Linked DNA regions of Homo sapiens: all the other regions are linked to region 2. The links are chromatin contacts, found by Hi-C or POLR2A ChIA-PET in ENCODE. All regions are on one chromosome and are shown on one strand. Each heading gives the region's core, a stretch centred on a gene start or an enhancer-like site at or near the end of the contact. The rest is flanking DNA. Distances are from core to core; before and after follow the strand shown. Region 1 overlaps DUSP16 (dual specificity phosphatase 16). Region 2 overlaps CREBL2 (cAMP responsive element binding protein like 2). Region 3 overlaps DUSP16 (dual specificity phosphatase 16). Region 4 holds the start of APOLD1 (apolipoprotein L domain containing 1).

The links. A loop is a pair of places that touch in the nucleus more often than their neighbours do. ChIA-PET counts read pairs that join two places held with the same protein, here RNA polymerase II (POLR2A). Pooled maps may share reads with other maps.
Region 1: a loop to region 2 is called in a map of transverse colon, with 2.6 times the contacts of the local background. The contact joins two enhancer-like sites. A Hi-C loop is called at or near these places in 5 of 168 maps with a recorded cell type or tissue (CD4-positive, alpha-beta memory T cell, Caco-2, IMR-90 and 2 more), 3 of 37 single-sample maps with no recorded cell type and 12 of 50 pooled maps. POLR2A ChIA-PET finds 5 or more read pairs at or near these places in 1 of 52 experiments (GM12878).
Region 3: a loop to region 2 is called in a pooled map, with 3 times the contacts of the local background. The contact joins two enhancer-like sites. A Hi-C loop is called at or near these places in 5 of 168 maps with a recorded cell type or tissue (CD4-positive, alpha-beta memory T cell, CD8-positive, alpha-beta T cell, OCI-LY7 and 2 more), 6 of 37 single-sample maps with no recorded cell type and 13 of 50 pooled maps. POLR2A ChIA-PET finds 5 or more read pairs at or near these places in 1 of 52 experiments (activated naive CD4-positive, alpha-beta T cell).
Region 4: a pooled map shows a loop between it and region 2 (3-fold over the local background). The contact joins the promoter of APOLD1 here to the enhancer-like site in region 2. A Hi-C loop is called at or near these places in 4 of 50 pooled maps. POLR2A ChIA-PET finds 5 or more read pairs at or near these places in 3 of 52 experiments (CD8-positive, alpha-beta memory T cell, Caco-2 and OCI-LY7).

The regions. Positions count from the first base shown.
Region 1 is chr12:12,504,819-12,508,096 of GRCh38, forward strand. The region is part of intron 3 of DUSP16 (dual specificity phosphatase 16); the gene reads right to left. Among named protein-coding and RNA genes, the nearest start is that of DUSP16, 56 kb to the right of the region's middle. Within about 2 kb of position 1,918, at least 13 of the 41 ENCODE cell types and tissues checked have a DNase peak (open chromatin) inside an H3K27ac peak, as active enhancers do; they include GM12878, where a contact is called at or near this core.
Region 2 is chr12:12,644,151-12,647,677 of GRCh38, forward strand. It overlaps CREBL2 (cAMP responsive element binding protein like 2), which reads left to right. Exons shown (of 4, transcript NM_001310.4): 4 at 1-958. Among named protein-coding and RNA genes, the nearest start is that of CREBL2, 34 kb to the left of the region's middle. RefSeq lists an enhancer at 1-361 and a silencer at 1,386-1,445. Within about 2 kb of position 1,906, at least 2 of the 41 ENCODE cell types and tissues checked have a DNase peak (open chromatin) inside an H3K27ac peak, as active enhancers do; they include GM12878, where a contact is called at or near this core.
Region 3 is chr12:12,473,458-12,476,640 of GRCh38, forward strand. DUSP16 (dual specificity phosphatase 16) reads right to left here. Exons shown (of 7, transcript NM_030640.3): 7 at 1-3,183. Among named protein-coding and RNA genes, the nearest start is that of DUSP16, 88 kb to the right of the region's middle. Within about 2 kb of position 1,639, at least 7 of the 41 ENCODE cell types and tissues checked have a DNase peak (open chromatin) inside an H3K27ac peak, as active enhancers do.
Region 4 is chr12:12,783,748-12,787,181 of GRCh38, forward strand. It overlaps APOLD1 (apolipoprotein L domain containing 1), which reads left to right and starts at 1,912. Exons shown (of 2, transcript NM_030817.3): 1 at 1,912-1,947; 2 at 3,162-3,434. The coding sequence starts at 1,945. RefSeq lists silencers at 3,199-3,298, 3,329-3,434.

The DNA of each region.
Region 1 (3,278 bases), core at 668-3,167, 140 kb before region 2:
GTGAGCTGTGATCGCACCACTGCACTCCAGCCTGGGTGACAAAGTGAGACCCTGTCTCAAAAAAATACATACATACATCCAACAAAACAATATTCCAATAAATGTTCTCAAAGAGAAAACAGAGAATCCAAGGAAACACCACTTGAATTTCATTTGAACCTTATAAATGATTATTTTTATAAATAATGTATGTAATCCTAGAATGTACTGAACACTTACTGCGTGACAAACATTGCTCTAAGCACTCTATAGGTATTTACACACTCTTACAGCTGCCCTATGAGATAGGTGTTACTACTAATCCCATTTATAGATAAGGCTCAGAATCACATAATATAGGCTCAGAATCACGTAATATAATAACCGGAAGAGCCAGGTTATAAGTCTACTTTTCTAAATCCTATGGAATTACTTTCAACTCTCCCTTGGATGCAGGGACAGCCTTGCTGATGATATTCATGGGGTCCTGGCCTCCCCAGCTGTGACCAGGCTAAAAAGGCCATGGTCCTCTCCCAAACTGATGGAAGAGCCTTGTTTCCCCAAAGCTATATCGCTCAAAGGCTTCAATGAGGGAGAAGGAAGAAGATCCGACAAGAACAGAGAAAGGAGAATCTCTTTAAAGGCAATTTCACATGACACCAATAACAAAGTTTACAGATGAACTGGTTGAAATGTAAATATGGTCACTGGTTTGTTCATGACCACCATTTACAAGTTGGTAGTAGACCTTGGCTGTCAGGTCACCCCCCACAGAACAACTTTCAGAGGAGATGCAATTCTGCAATAATCATAAACTGAGCCATCAGCCAGGCTGTTCGAGGTCCAGTTCTATCGTTAATTGGTACAGTGATCCTAGATCACTTTGATTTCAGTGGACCTCAAAAGTAAGTGTGGCTCTAGAAAGTTCTAAGACAGAGAACAGAAAGGAGAGAAAGAAACCATTGTTCAGCTTCAAAACAAAAGAGCCAAACAAAACAACACTACACTGTAAAACACATTATAAAACAAAAAGAAGCCTCTTTTTCACAAATCTTTCTCAACTGATATCTAGAACAAACTCAAACAAATATTTAAAAATATTTAACAGATTTAGCTGCAATCAGAACATTCATTTAGTGCTCAGTTTGGCTTGAAATGTCCCAGACTGGCTCCCAGTCACTTCCAGAAAACCCTACCTCAGCCAGAGCACATTTTCACTGATCTTTATCTATGACAATGTTCCACTCTGCTGACATCCTCCTTCATTGACAGTTTTTTCCATTCACTGACCTTTCATTCACTGCTGCACTCTAGTGACTCCAGTTTCGTTTCATTAATTAACAACAGATGAGACACTGCCTGATTTCCCTTGGACCTCTAAAAACTAACTGTGGCCTCACCAGCAACTCAGTTTTGAAACATGCTTAAAATGTCCCTCTTCCTTTCGTAAGTTCTCTTACAAACAAGATCCACTTCAGAAGAAAAGTTCATTTATGCAAACGTTCTGCTCCAAATGGCTAACGGAGACAAAGAATCAAGCGTCCTCTTATCTGCCCTTATCATAACTTTGTTGTCCCAGGGACTCCAAGCTAGATTCCATTACAAGACATAACATCAGTCCGTTATCCGCTATTTACTGTGAAAAGCAGTACCGAAAAACTGATAAGCTTCTTGAAAAAATTTGCGCCTATTTTTTAAAGTTGTCTGAAGACTTGGCTCACTGTCCAATCTTGCCAAGTTTCTCCTATTCCTAATTTTATGCTGTTTATCATCTGGGAATGCAGAAAACAAAGTCATAGTAACCCACATGTGTTTCCCTAACATGGACCTGAACCTAAGAATGACTGTGCCCCCTACTCTGGAAGTATCTGTGCTAAGAGGAAGGAAGACAAATACACAGCTATTTCCAGCCTGCTGAGAAACAGGGATGGGCAGTCCCTGCAGGCAGAGAAGCGTCTTGGCCTCTACAGCTGTGGATGCACAGGCAGCCAGACCGCAATGCTAAAACCCATGTTTCTGTTAGTCTTCCATAAATCCAACCAAAAGAATGCATGTTTACAAATAAAAACATAGATACTACTTCCGACACAGAAAACATCTGGTACAGCTTCTAAGGCATTCCTCATTTAGATAACACCTTCTCCTAATTCAGCCATGAAAACGTCTTCCCTTAAGATCACCTCCTTCACAATTCCAATTATAAATATGATTTTCTGTAAAAGCAAACGTGAACCACCATTCCATTTTGGGGGGGAAAAATCTGCCAAGTAAAATAAAATACATATAACAACTCTACTAAACAATTCCAATTAGTCACTCTTTTCTCTTCCCTCTCACCCATGCAATCAGTTATATATCACAGTATTTTCTTTAAATGAAAGTATATTTACATAATAAACAAAAGTAGCACTTTACTGTGGCTTACTGATATTCTTAAAATGTTTTTAAGGCCAAAGTTCTAAAAATAGATCCCTCTCCTTTTAGCAGTTCCATGACTTTAAAGATGGTTTCCTGCAGGGAGAGACAGAGGGCCTTTCCACTCATGCCTTCATTTAAATAGGGAGCAAGTCACTAGGGATTTATCAACTGGCAGAGCCGCCTTCAAGGAAGGCAGAATCAAAGAGAACTGCCCTCCCACCCTATATTGTGAATGGATTCCATGGTTATACAAAGAAATAATATTGATATAAAGCTCTACTTTATGGAAGACATTTTCCTAAAAAGTCATATGCAAATTTAACTTTTGTATTTTAAATCATCTGCATATAGTTCATATGGTTTCACAGTTTTTGAACTATGCGGTTAAATTCTTGTTGTTGTTGTTTTTTGGAGATGGAGTTTCACTCTTGTTGCCCAGGCTGGAGTGCAATGGTGCGATCTCCGCTCACCGCAACCTCCACCTCCCGGGTTCAAGCAATTCTCCTGCCTCAGCCTCCCGAGTAGCTGGGATCACAGGCATGCGCCATCATGCCCGGCTAATTTTGTATTGTTAGTAAACACGGGGTTTCTCCATGTTGGTCAGGCTGGTCTCGAACTCCCAACCTCAGGTGATCAGCCCGCCTTGGCCTCCCAAAGCGCTGGGATTACAGGCGTGAGCCACCGTGCCCAGCCATTAAATTCTTTTGTAGTTCTCAAGTAGTTTAATTCTTTTGTAAAACAAAACTCCCTTTTTGTAACATAAACACAATCCTTTCATTTGCTTATTTTAGAATATATGTGAAAAACTAGAGTACACCTTCACCTGTAGAGGACAGTTCTCTCTTCTCTCCATACTGGAAAGAAAATCTGTTGCTTTACCA
Region 2 (3,527 bases), core at 656-3,155:
TTTGGGCGAAGTTAAATTACAATTTATTTGAGGTTATTCCTAAACCTATTTATTTGGTGTTTTGGAGGAGATCACACACTAAGAGAACGTTGATTGCCTCGGCTATTGTGCTGGCTGGACACTTTGGTCACTTTTGAAGCATGTTAATAAATGTCACTGATTAAAACAGCTGGAGCATTTCCTTCCCTTTCCAGTGAAGGAGCAGCATAGTGAAATCCTGGCACCCCTCACCTTTTTGTGATGACAAGATGGCTGACAGTCACGGAGTCCAGGAGAAGGTGCTGCTCTCCTTGCTTTCTGAGTAAACAGAGTAATGTTTTTTTTCTTATTTTCCCAAAGAAAGAAAAGGGGGAAAATATATTTGTATGTTTAGACCAGCCAAATTCTGTCATTATTTTAGTATCAACCTGCTGTATATTAGAGCAACTGAATATAATATGGAATAAGTTTGACCAGGTCAAGTTTTAGGATATAGTTGAATTTCTTTAAAAAGTTTTCTATTTTATCTAAAATCTTTCCATTATATCTAAATTAGAATGATCATCCTGCGCAAATTCAGATTACTGTTTGCTGGCTAATTGACAGTATTTCTCAGCATCACTATGTAGCATTCTGTTTTAGCATCTTTGAATTATGATCATTTGATTTGGCTAATTACAAAAAGTACAGGTTTAAACTGGACTTAGCTTGAGTTAAAGGCAAAGAAAATCTAAAAACATAAATGTTATATTTCACAAGAAATCAGTTGCATATTATCCATTACATATTTAGTTTTAAAAGGAGGAGTCACCTTGAATTATTTTCTGAGTCACCTTGAGTTATTTGATCTCTCAGCCTGCTTTCTCATCTGTAAAAAAGGGGGGAGGATAACTTTCACAGGGTAATTGGTAGGCTAAATAGGAGTTACAGAAAACTGTTAAATAGGGAAGAACTACATTAAATTTAAATATTCACATTATGCCTGTGTTTGACTATTGTTAGCATTTAAGTCACTAAAGATCAATATATTTAATGAGTTGGACTCTAAATATGTGGTACTGTAGGTATCACATTTCCCAAGTCTTTTTAGCTATATCATGTCTATCTTCGGAATGGTATAGTCGGGGGCCCTTTTTATCAATAATAGCCTTCTATTAATTAGACTAATTTTAAGAACAACTAATACTTCAACTGGCAATATCATCCTATAATTATCCACATAAAGTAGTCTTTCAGGCTGCTAGGTAACTTGGCTGTCTTCTATTCCATCCGTTTTATTTAACTACACGATGGTCATGAATCAGTGGCAGGACTGCCTTGTAAAGTTGTGCTGATTTTGCACTGCACAAAAGTACATAGTTAAGGAGGCGAATGGACTTTAAAATCTAGTTCACATTCCCCTCAACAAGCTACGTGTGGAGGAAGGGGCTCTTGCCTTCTCACCAAGGTGTACATGTGGCACAGGTCTCCCCAGAAGAGGTGTCTTTTTCTAATTTGCCCAAAGGGGATACCTGTCTTAATACATCCACCAGGGGGTGCCTTTTTAAAAATGTGCAAAGCCGTGGTGTGTTGCAGCTGGCTTTTGCTGGCTCCCCAGAGGAGAACCAATTGTGTGCATCTCTTCCCAACTTGATGTTCAGTGACATCAGGTTGGTAGCTTTTAATGGACAATGGTAGGAGTATTTGTATCATAGAAGTTAGTAAATGCTGCAAATTGTGGATCCCCCACCCCCTCAGTCAGTTTCTAACACACCACTGAAAAAGGCCCGATGTAGGCTAGCATTGCATTTCCCAGAGCAGGCACACTGGAGTCCTAAAATGTGTATGATTAAAGGACACATAGACCTGGAAGAACTCTTTTTATAAAGCTGTAGGCAGCTTGGAGTTGTCCGTATCAAATTCAGATTGGTTCACAGACATATGGTAGTTCTGACTCAGAAACTGTTACGGGTCACAGAAAAATACACAGTCCAACTCTAGAAATGACTAGGAAGTGAATCAGCTGAATTACTATTTTTGAGATGGAGTCTTGCTCTGTCACCCAGGCGGGAGTGCAGTGGTGCCATCTCAGCTCACTGCAGCCTCCACCTCCCGGGTTCAAGTGATGCTCCTGCCTCAGCCTCCTGGGTATCTGGGATTACAGGCATGCGCCCCCACGCCCAGTTAATTTTTTGTATTTTTAGTAGGGATGGAGTTTCACCATTGCTGGACAGGCTGGTCTTGAACTCCTCACATCAGGTAATCTGCCTGCCTTGGCCTCCCAAAGTGCTGGGATTACAGGAGTGAGCTACCACGCCCAGCCGAATCAGCTGAATTCTTAAGCCTTAGCATAAAAGCAGGCACAACTAATACACCTACTGTGTTGTGATACAGTTCACCAGACACTCCTGGATTGAGGAGGGCTGGAGCTGGACAGTGAACTCTGGCTTACAGGCCATTTTGACTTTGCAGTAAGATAAATATTTGGGCAGGAAAATTTTCCCATGATCCAACAGATCCCAATCCAATCTTACTATGCCTCGGCAACCCTTTCCTGAGAAGGACAGCAGTGCCTGGCAAGCACATTATAAACCTGAGTCCAGGTTTATCCCCTTGTGTAATCAAGTCCATGGGCTGGATGTGACAACACATGTGCCTAAGCTAGGTAGGCTTGAATAGTACAGAATGAAATAGGCCAAAAGGCTGTCCCAAGCCCACACTGAGTTTCAGATCTTACCTCTTAAATGGAACAGAGACCATGCTTGTCAGCACCACAAGAAAAGTTTGTACAAGACTTGTGGCAATAAATAGATACCTCTAAACCTGCTCATTCTCAGGCCAGGACAGGCCTCAGCTGCCACAAAGGAAGAGAGAGAATGTTGAAAAAGTAAGGAAGAAAGAAAACCAAAAGATGGCCAAGCCTTCTTTCAGAAGGAGGAAGATAGTTCATATGGGGGCTATATTAGTCCATTCTCTCATTGCTGTAAAGAAATAACTGGCAGAGCTTGCAGTGAGCCAAGATCACACCACTGCACTCCAGCCTGGGCAACAGAGCAAGACTCTGTCTCAAAAAAAAAAAAAAAAAAAAAAAAAAAAAACAAAAACTGAGACTGGGTAGTTTATAAAGAAAAGAGGTTTGATTGGCTCACATGTGGTTCTGCAGGCTGTACAGGAAGCATGACTGGGGAGGCCTCAGGAAACTTACAGTCATGATGGAAGACAAAGTGAGAGCAGGCATCTTGCATGGCAGCATTGGGACCAGGGATCGGGGGTACCACACGCTTTTAAATAACCGGATCTTGTGAGCACTCACTATACAGCACCAAAGGGGGATGGTGCTAAACCATTCATGGGAACTCCACCCTCATGATCCAGTCACCTCCCACCAGTCCCCACCTCCCAACACTGGGGATTACATTTTGATATGAGATTTGGTGGGGACCAGATCCAAGCCATATCATTCTGCCCCTGGCCCCTCCAAATCTCATGTCCTTCTCACATTGCAAAGTATAATCATCCCCTTCTCAGTAGCCCCCCGAAGTCTCAACTAATTCCAATATTAGCTCAAA
Region 3 (3,183 bases), core at 389-2,888, 170 kb before region 2:
GTTACCCTCTATCTCTGGAGGCTGATTTATTCTAATTCCCTTTATTCCTCTATCTCACTTCCACCTCTTTTTCTGCAGGGTCCTGGCCAAGATAGCTCTTCTAGTCTAGCTCACCCGGCCCAATCTTTCTTATAAATTTTCTTAAATGTAACTTCAACTCAACCAACTTCAAGGTCACCTGTGATTCTTTCTGTAGTCAATATTCCATCTGTTTGCACTGAAGCTTTATTCCTTCAATGCCTAATTTTTATGAAACTGATGAGACTAAGTTTCTAGTCTCATAAGTCATCAAATCTAGTGTCATGAGCAGAGAGGTTGTTGAGATGTATGTGGCAAGGACAAAGGACAGCTCTTCAACAATTGCCCTTCCTGTTTTTCCTGTAGGAATCGTAACATCATTTACATGTTATATCGAAATGGGCCATGTGTGTGTAGCTGGCCTTTTTTTTCCTACCATGTACTTGTGTGTTCTGGAATCAGTCAGCTAGAAAATATTTACCAAGTGTCTTAGGCTTTTTCACTGTAGTGTGCATTTAACGTACACAGTAAAGAATGAAGGCTGGCACTAAACTGTTAGCTAATCATCCGGTGTTCCATGTGAATGACAGAACACGGAATAAACCTGATGACACCACCACTTTATTTTGAGCTAAATCCTCATTTAAGTGAGAACAGGACAGGTTTCACCACTGCCTCCTTTGGCAACTTGAGTGGTGGTGTTCCCACCGAGTTTATGGCTGCAAAGATAGGTCTTTTCTCGTATTTATGTATAAACAGGTACCAGTTTTGATTTTATTTAATCATTTCATACATTAACATACATGACACATCAAAATGAGAAATGCACAGTTTAACCGTTCAACAGCTGGCCTTACTTCAAAAGAACACTATATTCATATTAAACATTTACAGTCTTTCCATCTAACTTTACACATGTCCTAAATCATTTTCCAGCACTTCTCACATAGAAGTCTAGTTTTGCTCTTTAAAATCACCATCTGTATCACCCCTAGTAGACGCGAGGGTTTCCCCAATTACATGCTGAAGAGAGCCAGCCACCACCCCACCTAAAGACATCCAAGCAGCTCCAGAGCCTGCCTCCGAGGCCACCCCTTCGCCACGGCAGTCTCGATTCCAAGAACTGATTATCTGACACTAGTGAACCAGCACTAAAGGCTGTAGGATGTGACTACATCACAGTTCCAGAAGGAAGGGGGACCATGGCCAAGAGAAGCCCTAAATGACAGAAGCTCATTAAAACCAAGTCCCCCAAACCTCCTGAAACATCGTTAGCAAGGAGCTACTGCTTTCCTTTCTTAAACATGTTTTGGGCATGACCACACTCTGGAAGTGGTGAACTGTTACACATTTGGTGTGTGTGTACATAACATCAAAAACTACTGTGTGAAACTTGAGAATGTCTGATTAAAGATTTCAATGTATATCTAAAAACTAACTCAAATCGTTGACCAGCACTTTCCCAGTATCATAACAATGCGGCTGACCCTCTTCTGCCTTCACTTTACACCCCATCATAGCACATTATTTGTGCACAACTAGTGAGGTCTGTGCGGCTCATCATCCCCATAACCAAGTCGGTCTGTGTTGAGTCATATCATTCTGTGCTGGTTTTAGAAGTCACCATAGGAAACATGAAGTCACATCCTGGTCAAAAAACTGTCCATTTCTCAAAAACAGAGAAAAACCTGAGATACGAGGCAGCAACTAGCGACACTTACAGGAAGGGAAAGAACAATGACAACACCCGCCCAGCCCCACCCCCAAAAAGCTGCTGTTGTGAATTAAGGCTTCAAAAGAGGACCCACATTGTAGCTGATAAAACTCAAGCCAGGAGGATGTTTGAAAGCCAATCTGCACTATCACTTGTTCCAGTGACCTCCTATGTTCAGCTGCCAGGACCGATTCCATACAGTGATTGTAGGTTGAGGACTGAGGACGCCCCTTTGCTCTCGCTCCATTTTGATTTGCTTTTTCCACTGAAGACACGCCGGCCAGCGTTTCCAAAAACAGCTTGGCCATGGCTTTGCACTCTATTCACAACTGATCAAAACTCAATGGTCTTCTCAGCTTTCTCAACCGTTTTATTCTGAATATTCCTTCCTCACTAAAGCCTCTCTCAGCCCTACTAGTAAATGTGAAAGTCTGAGGCAATCATAGAAACATCAGCCCCATCGCATGCCGAGGGGATAAAAGCCACTAAGGAAACAGGTTTCCTGCTTCTCCTCAGCAATTTGTACCTTTCTTAATCTTCCCATAATTTACCTCCCTAGGAAGTTTCCTATAAAATTCTGCCATATTATTACATTTTACCAACTGTATCCATGCAGTGAAGCAGAAAGGGCAAAAACATCTGCTTTGGCTGAGAATTTGAAGGTGCTGCTGCTCTGCTACCAACCCAAATAAATTCACATTTGGCTTGAAACCAAGTTCATCTTTATTTAAAGGATTGACAATCCCATTTTAAACAATTCTTTGATTTACAAAGAGGGAGGTAGACTCGTTAGCCTCCCAACCTTAGCTTAAATCGTGATGTTGCCAGGTTCCTGGTGGTTCAGCTGAATCCTAGACAGTTTCCCTTCTCTTCATAAAGCTGAGAAGAAAAAAAAATTATCTCCATCTAGGCCCACGGGAATTTTGTGCATAGACAGTTTGAATTGGTCTGAAAAGTGTGACTAGCTACCTACCTATTCACAATGCCTAGAAAATGGGCTACCAGATATGGTAGTGGTCAAAGCCCCGACTTTCCTGTCTGAGGTACTGGGTTTGCTCTAAGGTAGACCTTGGCAAGGCCCCTAATGGTCCGTCCAGCAGAGTGATGCTCGTGTCCCTCGGCTGTCAGGTGAGCGTGGGTTTGTGAATCAGCTTTGGATAGGATCATTTCTCTTGGATTTACCACTAGGCTCTGTCCCTAACAGGGTCTACCTACCTGACCCCCAAGCTGGCTCAGTCTCAGCGCTAAGGTGTACTATGGAAGGGTCCGGACAAAGACTAATATTTGAGATCTCTTAGTAGCACAACGTGAAAATGGTAGGGGATTTTGTCCTCCAACACCAAAGACACTTGCTTTTTTAAGAACAAGAGGATGTGTAATTCACTGAATAAAATGGTTTTCCTCCGTCTAGGGGGGATTCTAGCATCTGCCCTTCCATTTTTGTTGAGAGA
Region 4 (3,434 bases), core at 662-3,161, 140 kb after region 2:
CTCAGCGTCCTGAATAGCTAGGACTACAGGTGTGAGTCACTATGCCCGGCCAATTTTTAAATTTTTTGTAAAGATGGGGTCTCATTATGTCAACCAGGCTGGTCTCGAACTCCTGACTTCAAGCGACCCTCCCTCCTCTGCCTCCCAAAGTGCTGGGATTATAGGCATGGGCCACCATGACTGGCCAAAGTACCAGGTTTTTATGGGCAGTAAAACTTTAGCCCAAACTGTCAATTAACTCAATTTTTTTTGCCTCCATAAAGAGGCAAATACAAAGAAAATGGGCTTTCAACACAGAGAAAAACAAATTCCAAGATATGGGCTGAGGTCAGTATACACGCTGTCTATTTTCCTCTACCTTCTGGTTCTTCATCCCACCTCTGTACTATGATATTGATGCTCTGAGGAAGACCCTGTATCCCAGCAATATTCCTCATCTATAAAATAAAGATTTAATTGTGTTCCTCTAAACCCAAAACACACAGGATGATGTCCAGGGAAGTTAGAGGAACATGTGTCAGCTGAAGAATCAGTGGTATGTTCCCTCTTGTCTACCTCCCCAATTCGCGCTGGCCCACATCCCATTTGGAGTGACCATGTCTATGGAGATAGAGGAGGATATTCTTCCACTTCTAACCTCAAAAGGACACACTGGAGGCATCTAGATTGAGGTTACAGCTATCCTTTGAGGAGCTGTAACAAGAATATTTGGAAGTGGACCAAATCTAGAATAATCAAGTTTGAAAGGACTATGGTTGTCCTTTCTGTTGCTACTGTTGTTATACTGTGTTGATAAATACAAAGTATAGTCATAAAGGTGGGGGATTTAATCATGTTCCAGAATGATACGGCTGTTAAGGCTTTCCAGGTAAGCCAGAGAGTTGAGATAATCCTTATTCAAGTGAGAAACGAATTTGGCCCTCCTTATCTGGAGGAGAGGGTTAGAAGGACGATGGATGGATTTGGGGACATGTAGTAGGACTGAATTCCTAGGCTGAGCTCCAACCACCTCTGAATGCCCCAGAGATATCTATGTTCCATCTGGTCTGGTCTGCAGCAAGTCCACAGAAGCTACATTCACTTTTCTGTGCTGAATTATCAAAATAATTGCCCTTCAGCCCATGCCTCATGACCCTGTAGACAGAATCCACTCATTTCCCTATCACATGGGCTACAATTGCTACTTCAAATGAAAACCTGGGAAGCCAATGCCCTATTGTGGTTGAAAGTGTACAATTAGCTCCTCATGCAGCCTGACCCCACTGATTTTTCTGATGCATGTGACCTGGAGTGTGCCCTTTCTGAGACCGCCAATGTCTTCTCCACAGCTGGAGATGCCCAAAACTGCACGCAGCACTTCCTGTGGGTGTGGCCTTGCATTCTTAGGACTGCAGGGTACCCGCTGCATGCCAAATGATCCCAGGCTCCAGCCACTCACAGATTCACAACGCTTTTAAAAATACAGCAGTGGAGTATGAGCGGCTATGTCAGATATGAGGGTTTTCCACCCCCTCCCTTTTCTTTTAAAATATGATTTTGTAATGGTGGCCTCAAGAAACACTATAATTGGTCAGCCTGGGGTGCGTTTGAAGGCCTTCTCTATCGCGTCATTAGCTATTCTCAGGAAAGGCAGGGTATCCCACTGGGAGAATGACAACACACTTGTTTCAAGTTAGGGAAGAGCCTGTGGTTCTCTTCCTGCGTTCAGGGGAAAGCGAACACACAATGTTCGTTTCCTAAATACGGGATGTGCTGTGCTGGCAGGTCATTTTCCACCATGTCACGTCCTTCTAGATGAAGGCAGCAGGGGTCATGACAGGAAATGGCAAATTCTCAGAATGAGACAAGGCTTTCCCAGGGCAGCCATTGGTTCTCTGGAACTATAAAGCACACTCATCCAGAAACAGCCTCAGATTTTACTTTCCTGGAGGCAGACAGAAGTGAATGGTAAGTGGGGAACCCTGAGGCATATATTCGGGATGACTTTTTCTCATTTTCTCTTTTCACCTGGAAAATTATCCCTGGTGGGTTGGATTATGGAAGCATGGAAGTAAAATTAAGTCCTGTGAATAAGGAGATGAGGATTCTAGACTGGGCTCTGTGAAGAATCAGCTGCTTCTAGAATCTGATGTCTGATGCAGGCAATTCTTCCAGATGAGAATGATTTCTGCCCTGATAGCTCAGTTTTGAAATGCTCTATTTCTATGGCTCATTTGCCACTTTTAAGAAGTTCCTAATAATGAAGAGTACAGTGGACATGAAGGTGGGAATCTGCAACTAGGATGAATATACTTTTCCCCCAAGATGTACAACTTGTTCGTATCTTTGTCAGTCATCTTCAGTTGGCTTCAACGTGGTAGAAGTTGTTGAACAAAAATTTTGGCCACTTTATTTTATTCAACCATTACTCATTTTTAAAAGAAAACTTTCATAACAAAGAGACATAATGGTATTAATTTAATGTGACTTAGTTTAAATCAAGCACCCAGCAAAGACTGATGTTTCTGAAGATCCAAGGAGCCCTAGTTAGAATAAACAGTGCAAATCTCATTTTAGGCTTGATTCTAAGAAAAGAGCCTGGAAGAATCACAAGCAGAAGAGTTGCTTCAGGCAAGCATCTAACTTAGATGTTTCTTCTGCTTGGTAGAAAATACGATTTTTGAGGTTTTGGTGAAGTCTTTTTCATTCATTAGAGAGAGAGAAAAGTGTGTTGCAAAACTCCTAGGATCCAATTTTCACATGATGAAAGGGCTTTGTAAACTGTACAACCCACCACTTACAAAGTGTTATCTTAAGTAGAGCAAAGGCCTCAGTACTGGAGAAGCCTTCTAATACCACGCCCCTCCCAGTTTAAATCTTATTTAACACATAGCTGATGAAGCCCATCGTTAACGTTCCCTGGGAGAGAAGCAGAAGATAGCATTATTCCTATTTCCATATGCAGAGATAAGGTCCTGAGAACTTGTGTGGCTCCCCCCGGATTCCAGAACAGGTCTTTGAGAACTCGTCTCATGATCCACTGGAAACAGACCCGTTCCCCTAGCGTGGCAGTGGCTGCTCCGCTGAACTCGTGCCAAGTTCCCGCTGGCGTCCGGGCAGCAGGGCGGGAGCGGCGGCTGGCACGGAGACTCCAGGCTGACCGCGTGTCTATGTCCCCGCAGGGAATGGAGAGGCCGGCGGCCCGGGAGCCGCATGGGCCCGACGCGCTGCGGCGCTTCCAGGGACTGCTGCTGGACCGCCGAGGCCGGCTGCACGGCCAGGTGCTGCGCCTGCGCGAGGTGGCCCGGCGCCTGGAGCGCCTGCGCAGGCGCTCCCTCGTAGCCAACGTGGCCGGCAGCTCGCTGAGCGCAACGGGCGCCCTCGCCGCCATCGTGGGGCTCTCGCTCAGCCCGGTCACCCTGGGGACCTCGCTGCTGGTGTCGGCCGTGGGGCTG